2 separate regions of the Mus musculus genome follow, and region 2 is linked to region 1. Evidence: chromatin contacts called from ENCODE Hi-C data. All regions are on one chromosome and are shown on one strand. The core of a region is the stretch at or near the end of the contact, and the rest is flanking DNA. Distances in the headings are between cores, read along the strand shown.

Region 1 (6,370 bases), core at 2,078-4,577:
TAAACAGGAAAATCATTTAAAACTCATTTACGTTCTGTTTGCAAAAGCAGAGACAACAAATCAGAAGCCCAGAGGTCAGATCCAACCTCCAGATGTGGTAGGTTCTTTGCCACAGGGGAAAATAAACAAACATACACATACACACACACACACACACACACACACACACACACACACACACACACAAACTGACTCAATTTGTTACTATAAAATGATGGAACAATACACATATGCATCTAGTATCCCTTAGGACATCAGAAGACATGAACCCACATGACAGTACTTAACTAGAACTAAGTCGTGTTATCGCCTGGCCCACTTCCTTTCCTGGACACTGAATCCCACAGATACCTTGCCTGTCACTTTCCTGGTCCCCATTTATTGCATGTAGCATGCAAGCACCTTACTCTGTAACAGCATTGTAGATATTAGTACTATAATATCTATGCTTTCAAAGCAACAGAAAAGTTCACAGAAGCACAGCGGAAAGGTCCGCGTCCAGGACTGTCCTTTCAGTAAAGAAAACCTTGCAAACTCAGTGTTGAAAATGCAGCAGGCTATCATGTTACGTTTCTCAACCCCACATTCCAGGTTCTAGAAAGGAGCCCAGAATCTGATTAGGAGGTTCAAACTAGATTTTAAAAATCCCTAAGATTACTTCCAATTTTTAAGAATTACACCTTGGGTTAACATAGTGAATAGTTCATCACAACATACTAAATGTGCTTTTACATATATTAGGTGCACATATAATAAGTGTGTTTAACACGGCAGAAGACATATCTCACATTCCTTTTTTTTCTTTTGCAAATATCTTCTGTAAATGTCCCTTAAATGTTATATTTTCCTTACTTAATTTAGTGTGTAGAATTTTAAAACTAAACTTTGATTAACTGAACACTAGTGTCCTACTATGCTCAGACACTATGTTTTGTTTCCCAGCGATAGGGTGAGCAGGTGGGACTATTGGAGGAAGGCAATGTTCAATTGCAAGAGGACATTGGTTTTCCATAGAGAGATATACACGTTGTATGCAGCTAGCGTTAACCTCAGGCCCTTTGAGATGTCTTCCTCCTTGTGCGCAGATCACCTGACACCAAGCAGCTTTGTACACAGGAGGTACCATGACAAGTTCTTCCAGGAGATTTTAACCATCCCTAGCGTTAACACTAGATTTTGTGCGTATTGGCTATTTCCAAATCCAATTTTTTTTTTTTTGGTTTTTTTTTTTTTTTTTTTTTTTTTTTTTTTTGGTTTTTCGAGACAGGGTTTCTCTGTATAGCCCTGGCTGTCCTGGAACTCACTTTGTAGACCAGGCTGGCCTCGAACTCAGAAATCCGCCTGCCTCTGCCTCCCAAGTGCTGGGATTAAAGGCGTGCACAACCACACCCGGCCCAATAGTTTTACCTGGAGTGTTTGCAGTTGATTTTTGGCGTAAGCATTGTTTACCAGGAGTGATTAATGACTGAAGTGGGAGTATAAAGAGCCTATCGACGAGTGGCTATGACTGTGGAGGGTGGGCGGGCATGGCTAATGGCAGGGAGATGACAATGTTGACAATGCAGTGTGTGTAAGACGGGCTGCTTCTGAGAAAACGTGTTTATCAATCTGGTTCTTCTCTACAGCTAATCACTTGGATTCTCTCTGTTTAGGAAAAGAAATGAGTCACTCTTCTAAATCGAAATGATAAACATAACATTTCAATTTACGCTTGGATGTTTTCTGCTACTATCTACTCTGGTTAGAACAGCAACTCCTTTCCTCCCCCCCCTCCCCACCCCCCACCCCCCGAATTAAAAAGAGAAGAAAGAAACTTAAGGCAGTATATATTTGGGTACTGGGAGACAAGATTTTAGACATGCTTAAAATCAAGAGTTTTGGAGAGCTGGAAAGTTATCTGGTGTCTGCCAGTCAGAACTGTCCTCATTGGAATTGTCCTTACTGGAAAAGGGAAGAGAAATGGTGAGAGTCTGGTTCTGCCACCAAAGAGCACCTGAAGTCTATTACCTTCAAAGAATTTTAAAATGTGGTTATGGAAGCTTCCCAGAAGCAAACGATTTTGTTTTCCCTTTGGAAGAACTCAAAAGAGTTAATTCATTCTTGGAACGTGTTTATTCCAAAACAAACGTTATTGAAAACATATGCACGAGCCATTCCAAAAGAAACTGGTCTCAGAAACCTGGATGCTTAACCTGGGGGTCAGAGTACCCCACAAGAACCAGAAAGATGAGGAGAGCCCACGCTAGCTCAGAGAGCAGAGACTGCCCTGCATGAGAAAAGAACATAAGAACTTAAGAGTACTAGACAAGGGTTGGAGACTTCACACCCCTCCTGAGTCCCAGGCCAAGAAGTGCTTAGGCAGAAGGTAGAAGCCATCTAGTCAACCAGTTTCTAGCAAGAAAAGGGAATAGAGGGGCCAGGGATCCCGCCCTCCTATCCGGTTGTTGATCTGGGGCAGTGATCCTCTGGCAGACTTGTTTAAGTAACATAAGTGTGCAAAAGTTCACAATTCCGAAGTTGAAGCCCATCCTCGCAGTTCCCCACTCCCACCACCACCACCACCCATCCCTAAGTGTGCAAGCACGTCCCAGAAACTCGCAACTCGCAAGTACTTGTTACTCACCGTGGGCCGGGGAGCCCAGCCGGCCGCCGCCCGCCTCGACCGGGCACTGCTGCTCCGCGGGCCCGGGAGCGAGGGCTTCACCCGCGCAGGACATGGGCCACGCTCCGAGCCAGAGCCGTCCCCGCGGGGTGCACGGACCCCAGCTGCTTAGGTGCTGGGTGCAGGAAACGGCCTGCCTCTGGCGGGAAAAGCAAAAGGGACAGCAGGATCAACTGTTTTTAGAGCACAGCACGCCGCAATGCCTGGGCCATTCCCTCCCCCTCCGCGTCCCTCCTCCAACTCCACCCCAGGGAAGTTAGGATTTGAAAGCAGCCTGGGGGGACGCTGCGAACGGGACGCGCGCGCTGGGAGGGGACGCGCGGGGACTCGGCGGCAGAGCGACCTAAGGGACCTCCACCTACCTTGGCATCCCCCCCGTGGGCTGTTCCGGGTCCCTTCCTCCCGCCACCGGTAGTCAGCGAGGCTCTGGCCGCGGCCCCATCACGCCCTGGCAGCCTGACCACGTCCCTCCGGCCCCGGGAGTGGCAGCGACAGTGGCAGCCGCCCGCGCTGACTCCGCGCACTCCGTCCCTTCCCTCCGGGCAGCCCCTCTCCTCCGGGAAGGACTTTAGGATCCACTTGTGCGTCTCTTTCACCCTCGCGCTGCCACTCCTACACTCTTCAAACACTTCTCTCTCTGTGGCTCCCTTTCATCATATCCGGATTGGGGTGGCCTCGAACTCTTGGCAGACAGCCCCGAGGTTGGGGGCGGCGCGACCTAGGTTTGGCCCTGAGCTCCCTTGCGAGGGAGCTGTCTGGGTCAGGAGGCCAGAGCTGGACAGGCCAGATGCAGGCTCCCTAGCCCAGGCCCACCAAGGTTAGGGAAAACAGGGAGGGAGCTAACCTTGGCAGCTCAAACATCTTCAACCTTTCTGGGAAAGTCCCCCTCAAACCACTTTCAATCCTGCCCTTCGATAGACTATTAAATAATCTTGAGGAATGCCCCAGGGAAGCGACCTTTGAAAACAGGGAAGGGTGTGTGTGTGTGTGTGTGTGTGTGTGTGTGTGTGTGTGTGTGTGTGTGATGAATGTACATGTGTGTTCAAACACACACACTGACTTTCCTGGTACTATGAAGACATAAATGTGTATTTAAAACCTTGTTCACAGGTCCCAAGTACTTGTCTAATCTCTTCATCTTTTTCTTTTTTATTACTTTACTTCTGTCAGACAGGATTCCTGATCTGGTTAAACCAGTTGCACAGAGCCACCCAGGAGTGCAAGGTGAACATTCTTGAGCACATCTGTCCTACCCCAGGCTGAGTGCCTCTCTGACCGTGTGACGTCTGCGGGAAGCTAAACTGTGCTCAGACGTAAAAGGTTCATTGTCGGTGGCTTTTTAAATGAAATGTTCTGACTGTGGCAGACTCTAAAGGGCCAAGAGCAAGTGTAACGGGCTGTTAAGAACTTTTATACATCTGGTTAATTTTTGTTCTTTGTTTGAGTGAAATGCAGAGTTCAGTGGAGGTGCATATCAAAACTGAAGAAACTTAATGGTTTCTCCTTCTCACTCACCCCCATCATTACTAATAATACATCAGGAATGTTTATCTTCAAAAAGTGACCATTCAAGTTCTTTTCAACTGACGGAAAAGGTCTATTTCTTACCTCTAAAGAAACAAGAACTTGATTTCAACTACTCCGAGAAATCAATCTTCAAAGGTTCTGAAGGCAGGTATTTGGATTCCATAGAAAATGGCATTTTTCTCGGTGACCTATAGCTAATAGATATGGCCCCGTTTTTAAATAAAATTTGTAGATTCATAGATGACATTGTAAAAAGTGCCTTAAGTCTCTTAAGAACGTGTCAAGAGTCTGGACTACATAGAACCTACTGTTGTGATCATAAAAAGAGAAAGAGCTATAAAGATATGTTCTAGCTGGTGGGGTGTGGGGAAGGGGGTGTCTTGGTGGGGCCCATGTCAAGCCATCCCTTCTTCCTGAGGGACCAGTCACAGGACTGTATAGTATAGAATAGAGTTTATTCAGGGCAGGGGGAGGGGAGTTAAGAGAATAGTAGAGGCAGAGAAAGGCAGAGAGAAGGAGAGAGTAGAGAAGTAGAGACCACATGGAGAGAGAGGGGAAAGGAATGGGGGTGGGGGAGCAAGGGAGCAATGAGCAAGAGAGGCAAGAGCACAAGAGAGGGAGGAGGAGACAATCAGCCCCTTTTATAGTGGGTCAGGCCTACCTGGCTAATGCCAGGTAACTGTGGGGGTGGAGTCCAGACAGAATACCAACACCTACCTCTTGGGACCAGGTCAGTTGTGGGGAAGGCTTGTCAGCATTAAAGAACACACAGGAAACTTGTGCTCTACAAAGCACAGCCTTTGCTTACAAGAGTCAGTGAGAAAGTTCTGCAAAGTTCTTCTTTGTCCCCTTACTGTTTATCTCCTTGTTCAGTTTGTTCATTCTGTCACAAGCACATGGTACCCTTGTGGAGGTCAGAGGATGGCCTCCAGTCCTTACCTTTCACCTTGTTTGAACAGGGTGCCCTTATTGTCCCTAGCTACACACACCAGGATAGCATGCAGACTTCTGAATTTACAGCTATTTACATGTCTCTAACACCCATCTCCCTGTAGGAACACCAGAATTATAAGGCTACACTTCTATCTCTCCCAACACACCTTCTCAGGCTTGCACACAAGCCATTCTCCCACAGAGCCATCTCCCCCAATAAATGTTTTTTCATCGAATTGCACACCATATTTCACTTTTACACATGACATAAGATACCTAACTTTTCTGATAAGATGAGCATAAAACATCCTCTTTCACTATGGTATGAATGTTGGACAGCCAGCCAGTTTCCCAAATGGGTGGAGTTCTGCAGGAGTGAGGGGTGGAGAGTGAGGTCAGGGAACTGGGATAAAGGAGAGAGACCTTCTCTGAGAATCTTAGTGTTACAGATCATTTGGGCAAAGGCCTTCTCTGAGTATCTTCAATGAAACAGCTCTTTTGCCAATCTTAGCTTGGGTGAATACCTCTATTGGGGTGGACCAAGGGTATATATGAACTTTGGAGAGTGGTAAGGCACTTTCCTGGTAAGTGAAAATCATTGGCTAAAGTTTTAAAGTTCTGTGAATAGCTCATTTCCATGGAGAGACATTCCAGGAATCCCCAGGTACTTGCTCGGTGGATTCTTATTGGGAAAAGAGCAAGAGGAAAAGAGGAAACTGAACTTGTAGGTCTGCCAAGGACTACTGGACGTTCCTTCCCCTAGGTAGAAGTTGTGGGGAATCAGGCTTCCCAGACAAGGTCAGAGAATTGGGAGTCCTCCATTTTGTGCTGAGCTCAGAGAAGCTATCTGGTCATAGTAGATAGACTTCAGCCTTAAACAGCAGGGTTTCTCCATATTCCACTGTTCCTTGGATTAAGTATAAGCGTCTTGCTCTAGCAAGGGAAGGAATAAAATTCAAGTAAAAATATTAGGAACCAACCAGGACACTGTGTTGTAGAGTCACCAAGTTGGTCAAAAGCTGCATCTTGCTCCCTGTTGACTTGGAGTACGTGAGTCAAATGCTCTGCGCTGCGGTTGCCTCACAAAGGGAAGACGAGTGAGCTTCTCTATGAGGACTTAATAAGGTTATATCCCGATAGCATTTGGAAAAGTGCCACGTGTGTGAGAAATGCTCCAAATCATTGACTATTGCTCTCCCGAAAGCGTAGGGTTATGAGTACCAGAGAGTAGGATGAGGGAGAGCATGG
Region 2 (6,502 bases), core at 481-2,980, 1.3 Mb before region 1:
TAAAAAAAAGGTTTTTAGGTTCACAGCAAAGCTGAGCAGAGGCATGAAGCTTCCCCCATGGTCTTTGACAACACATGTCCAGCCTGGCCCCCTCACGATCTACAACACCAGGGTTCGGAGGCGGTCATTTAAGAGACACAGCGGCTTATCGCTGTTTCCCAAGTTCAGGTTCCTCACTACAGTTCACTTTTGTTATCCTACATTCTGTGCCGTTTGACAAAGGTATGAGTAAGATATATCCACCAAGATAGTATCCTGCATAATAGCGTCATTACCTTAACAATCCTCTCATTTGCTTATTCATCCTTCCCTCCCTTCAAGGACAGCATTTCCAAACAAAGACAACCTATCATTTGGGACAAACACCTAAAGACGTTCTTATATAAAAACTCAGTAAGTTCAGTGTGTGTTCATCAACAGAAGACTACACAGCACATCCGCTGCTTTCTAAGTGGCAAGCACAGGTAACCAAAACACACGTTAAAAGAATAAATATCAAACAGGAAGAGACTAGAAAGAATCTTCTATTTCCTGTTCTTCCCTTCCCTTCTGAGTGTTGATTTTAATCAGAAGAGACCAAGGAACTGTTTCCTAGGTTCAAATTTTTATTTATCAACAGCTTCCTAAACCTCATACCATATATTTGCATACGATTTGAAACCTTCAATTCTGGCACAAAATAGAAATTCCCTTTTAGAAGATGAACCTGCAACTGCAAAGCCGCAGAAGAAAGTTTCCTCAACTTGGCTTTCTTACTGTGCACAACTTCCTTCCTTATTTGAAAAATGACCAACTAACTTAAATTCACTTGAAAGAAAACAGGCGCAATTCCCGAGAACAAGACCTTTAAGGTCGAAAGTTACAATAGAATGTGACGTCAGCATTCTTTTGAGTCATAGTCTGGTCCCCACCTCTTTCTCCCAGGCGACCTGAGAGACCTAATCTCGGAGCTCCTCAGGTAGGGCCTTTATAGCCTGGACACCAGGAGCAGCCAGGAGGGTGCTCCGCAGGCGGGGCCGCTGAGCACCTGCAATGACCGCTGTTTGTGCCTGGCTGCCAAACGGCATTTTCTTTTGAGAATTAACTCCGCAAGAAGGAGACAGTGTTTTGGCACTCAAGCCATAAGTGAAACACATACACATCCCCCAAAAGTCATCACTTCAGAAGTTATCAGCAGGCGCGGGTGTGAAGGAAGTGTCACCAGTCAGCAGCCACTTTAGAGCGCCTGGGGCAGCCAGACTGCAGGGGAGGAGGATGTCAAAGCCACATCACTGAATCACACAGGCTCCCCAGAGCGCTGCTTCCCCAGGCAGGAAGCGGTGTCAGCCACCACCTCGCCTAAGACTTCGCCCAGGGCTTGGGGGAAGGCGTGGCCGAAAGGTTTTCCGAAAAGTTTCAGGCGCAGAGACAGCGAGTTGCAGGGTCCCGCTCCGCAGCGACAGTCACCCAAGGGATCGGGGTCCGGGGAGTCATCCTCCAGCCGCACCCACCGGGTCTGGTCCCGGAACCCGGACCAGCTCCCGCGCTCAGGTGAGGCGACCACGCCCGTCGCCCGCCCCACTCACCTTCTTCATTTTGGTTTCCAGGTCCATACTGGGCGTCGGAGGGGCTCAGTCCCGCGTCCGCGATCTCCGCTGCGGGAACTCCGGCGCCGCTGCCGCTGCTACTCAGCATGGGCACTCGAACTTCCGCAGCCCGGTTCGGCAGCGGCTGGGACCTGGAACAAAGAGGCCCTGGCAGCCAATGGCAGCGGGGCAGTGCCGGGTAGCGGCCAATCAGCGCGCGCCGCACGCACCTTCGCAGCCAGAGCGTGCCGCTAGCAAGGTGAGGGGCGGGGCCGCGAGGGGCGGGGCCCTGCGGAGTTCCCTGGGCGCACCGACTTAGTTTCTTCAAAGCCTTGCACCCACTGGACTTCTGTGGGGCCATCCTTTCCTCCAGCTGAAGAGCAGACCCATACCTTTACATTTCGGTAGTTGTACTTGTGTGTCCGAGGACTTTTCAAGCAGGCCAAGAGGAGTGAGTGACCCTCCCAGTACCAACTTCTTGGCTGATTTCAGAGACAAAAAGAAGTCATGGAGCTCCTTGGGCATCCCAGAGATGAGCACGGGCCCTGGTTTCACTATTGAATGGTGGAGATGTCCATTTCTCCAATGCTTTCTCTAGAGTCCTGTGCACTTCCAAGGAAGCTTCTCTCACATCGTTGATGCCCATCAAGACTACCACTATATTGTTTTGTGAGCACTCAACACTAAAAAGCAACGGGAGGCTCACAGCAACTACTGCAGAAGTAAGTGGTGTCCTTGTTTGGGAAACAGGGTTCCCTTTTTGGACCTACTAAGTGGGAAAAAGGCGAGCTGCTCTTGCTTCTCGTGAAGTCTAGTTTCAAACTGCGGTCTCACAGAAGCCTGGGCCACCAAGAACCCATTCTATCTTTTCTTTCAATAGCTATTGCGGAAAGAACCTCATCTTGGATTGTTGGGGCGTGGAGGACCCTAGGGATTAATTTACTTCATACATCTTGCAAGGATCTGTAGGCCCCGAAGTACAGGCACCTCTCAGATACAACATATTGGGAACAGAGCTTGAGTCCCAGTAAATTGGGGGGACAGGGGGTGTGAGTTAATTATGCATCTATGTGTGAGCATGCCTACTTTTGAGAGCAGGTTCACTTAGAGCCCAGAATAAGTAGAATCTTCTGAGGTTGGAGTTCCAGGCCGCCGTGAGGCCCCTGCCTTGGGGGATGGGAACTGAAATCAAGTCCTCTGCAAGAGCAGCAGGAGCTTTTAACAACAGAACCATCTCTCTAGCCCGAAGTAATTTTATTCAGTTCCTACTACATAGAAATTGTTGATGGCTAGGTATCTGGTGATCTCCTAGTCCAGCGTCTACATATGCATATGTATATATGTTTTCCTCTATATGCACGTGATATTAAAAATAAAATCTCCATATAATGCAGATACTTGGGTCGAGATGTTTCATTTTACGTCTGGACATTTGGTAACTAAAGCACTTCAAAATACACTTTAGCCAACACTTTATATACTGTTGTACTTGATAACTTGTTAATACTGCTTAACAGAGCATTGGTTTAACATGTGTATGTTTTCAGTATCCAGCTAACAATGATCAAAATAGCTTGTTATAGTTTTTGCTTTACATTAAATTGGAATAAAGTATTCTAAGGCATTTTCCCAAATCACCCCACAGACTTGGGTCTACAGAGTCTGCCCAGTGTGGGTGTTAATGCACTCTGATGAGATCTGGTAACATTTCTGCTTTTCCAGAAAGCTTAACAGAGAGATGTCCCGGAAATCTGTCTAAAATAGCCATAAAGCAAATGTTGTGACATAAGCCTGGGGCCCTTTGTTTGTGAAAGAGAAGAGATGACACCAAGAAAAATGATATGGAAGTGTTAGTGTTTGGGTTTTTGTGTGTTTTGTTTTGTTTTTCCATCAATTTTTGTCTTCCTCCTTTTCTTCCTTGCAAGCCTTCCCAATATTGGAATTCAGTGGTTTCTAACTGGAGTTTCCATCTTGCCGATTATAGATTATTGCCAACCATTTGTGGATAATTTATAGAAATTGAAACAGGGTAGATCAATGTTAGGAGAACTGGACTGAAATCTTTTATCAAGTGGTTAAGTGTTAGACAGCAGAGGTGTCAGGAGCTAGAACTTGCCCAGTTTGATGACTGGAGTCAATGATAGATGAGTAGACAGATGCAGGCATTTCTGGTGTCATCATCTCTGGTAGATTTAGGGGGAAAAGGAATCTATGGGACAGGGCAGAGTTTTATATAGCTGTGCATTTGTCACTGCAGATATGGACAGGTAACAGGTATGGTTTTGAATATATTGGACTTGAAACTGGGATGCTGAAACACATTTAGAGATTAGGCCTATGTTGGAATGGTGACTTGGGGAAGTTAGCTTCCCACCTGGATTAATTAAAAGTCATGAGTGGCATCAAGAACAGCTTAGAGGATGGTAAACTAGAAGATCTGGATGACAACCAGTAAGCCAGGCTGAACAGGACCAGCACGGACAGCTAAAAAGCCAGTCAAAGGAGGCGAGAAGACCAGGGTGAAAGAATCAAAGCCATGTATCAAAGAGAGGAACTTTGGGGAGGAAGGGTTAGCCACCGCCTGAAATACGAGAGAAGGATCCGGTGTGAGGCGCACTTAGCAGAAGCCATTGATGCTTTTGGAGGGTGCATCGTTGGTGAATTGTGGGCACATAGTACTTAAGAATTGGAGCTTCTTTTGTGTCTACTGGAGTTCTGTGGTTAATGTTTAACTTGGCTCCACCCCAAAACTCATGGAAAATCAGCCAAGCACATGACCTTCTCTGGCAGAGGAGAAATCAATCAAAGAGAGACGTGTTTTGTTTTGAGTGTCTTTATTCTTAGAAAAATAAGCAAATATACTAGATTTTACACAAACATACTAAAAAGGTCTTTATGTAGACCAATATGTATTACAATAATAATATGTAATTTTTTGCACTTAAAAATAGGCCGTGGGTAATCTAATTACAATCTATGATCAGTGAAGTGACTGAGCCCTTCCTGGACCTCTGGGCTGTCATGGACACTGAGCAATGTAGACAGGCCTAGGGAGTTTTGTTTGCTCTTAAGTTGTGTATAGATGCTGTTTACACAGAGAGAGGTAGACCTGTAGGAACAATGACATTCTATAGAGAGAGGGAGTAGAAGCAAGGTCAGGGAAGCGAGTAGTATAGGTGTTTCCCAAAACTTCTCAGAAGAATATCCCCTGGGCTGGAGAGATGGCTTAGCGGGTAAGACTGCTCTTCCAAAGGTCCTGAGTTCAAATCCCAGCAACCACATGGTGGCTCACAAGCATCCATAATGAGATCTGGCGCCCTCTTCTGGTGTGTCTGAAGACAGCTACAGTGTACTTATATATAATAAATAAATCTTTAAAAAAAAAAGAATACTCCCTGGCTGAAGATTAATAAGTGCTGTTTAACAATATTTTTATTAATAGTTTAAAACGTTCATGTAATGTATTTTGAAAATATTAAATATCCATGCTCCCTTCTTGGACCCCTCCTATTACTATCACTGCCAGCTCTCTCCATAGAGTCTGATTTGGGCTTTCCAGCTAGTCTTGGGAGTAGAGCTCTGGCCTGTGGTAAACCCGACCAGGGATCGACATCCTTAAAGAAAATTGAATGTTCCTCTTCCAGAAGCTGTCGGATGCCAGCAGCTCCTCAGCTAGTGGTGAGATGTATACCCACCTACTACCCTCCATCCTGGGGTTTCGTCTAGCTGAAGCTGGTGTTGTAATTAAACCCCTTTTGATTGCAAGTAACAGAAACCCAGGTGGGCTAGTTCGATAAATTAATAACAAGATGGCAATATATGATCAGTAGACAAGTGTCCTGCAAAACTCGACAGCTAGAATGTATCTGGGAGTAGACGCAGGCACTACATAATCCCAGAAATCAAAGCGCTGCTCCTCTCTGGGGACACAGAGACCCTCATTTCACTGCTTTCCCTACACCAGACTTGGTGCTTTTCCTCCTACAACTGCCTTCTACCCCTCCTGACATCTCAGAAGGCACTTCCAGCTCTCATGTTGATATCTTCTCTGTTCAAACAAAAGACCCAGAAATGGGCTTTCAAACCAGGTAATAGATTCAACTTGGGGGAGTTTGGACCTCCGATCCAATCCACTTGGGCTGATGCCAGCACAAAGGCCTCTCTGCAGGACACACAAACTGAAGCTCAGAGGGAGTGATAGAGCAGATGTCACAGAAAGGAAGGATCGAGAAGCTTCCAAACACCTCCCAAGGCAAACCAGTGGAAGGGAAGGTTGAATAAGTCACCTGAGCTGAATCCACGTGAATTATATTGAGGGCCAAATGAGGCAAGCATGGGGTTGGAGAGTTAGAAGGACCTGCCAGTGATGCTAAAGGGAAGGTGATGTTGGACTGAGGATCAAAGAAATCTGTTAGAATCTGTTAGGACTCCTTCTCACATTGTTGGACTGTGCTGTATTGCAGCTGTATAGACCTTCTACCTTCCTTCTGTACTAAGTGAAAGAGGGCAAGGCAGAGCTTGAGATAGGCAGTGGGTTCAGTTTTATTTGTAGTGAATTTGCAAGACAAATAGAATCTGGGTCTAGTAACCAATGGGAAGGTCTGGGGCTGGAGATACAGAAGATATGTACACAGGCCTACATGCACACAAATACAGCCATATGGGGCTGGAGAGACGGAACAGAGATTCGGAGCCCTTGCTGCTTTCAGATGACCTGGATCTGGACCCAACAGCTGTGCACAACTACTCCGTTCATGTATACATGTAATGAACTATGTGTCAAACACACCATAAATATTAAAAGGTACCATTGGAAAGTTTTCTGTATTAGATGAGGTGAGATTTCAAGGTAACTATGACTACATCTTTGTCTTCAATTGTTAATGTGGACTCTGTAAGTCTCCTAGGAGACTATAGTCATTTCTTCACACTTGTCA

The links. A loop is a pair of places that touch in the nucleus more often than their neighbours do.
Region 2: a map of T-helper 17 cell shows a loop between it and region 1 (4-fold over the local background). The contact joins the promoter of Tes here to the promoter of Mdfic in region 1. A Hi-C loop is called at or near these places in 3 of 37 maps with a recorded cell type or tissue (T-helper 17 cell and regulatory T cell).

The regions. Positions count from the first base shown.
Region 1 is chr6:15,717,618-15,723,987 of GRCm38, reverse strand. It overlaps Mdfic (MyoD family inhibitor domain containing), which reads right to left and starts at 3,327. Exons shown (of 5, transcript NM_175088.5): 1 at 3,025-3,327; 2 at 2,624-2,801. The coding sequence starts at 2,717.
Region 2 is chr6:17,060,377-17,066,878 of GRCm38, reverse strand. Tes (testis derived transcript) reads right to left here and starts at 1,730. Exons shown (of 7, transcript NM_207176.3): 1 at 1,566-1,730. The coding sequence starts at 1,592. It overlaps Gm15473 (predicted gene 15473), which reads left to right and starts at 1,292. Exons shown (of 2, transcript NR_167659.1): 1 at 1,292-2,287.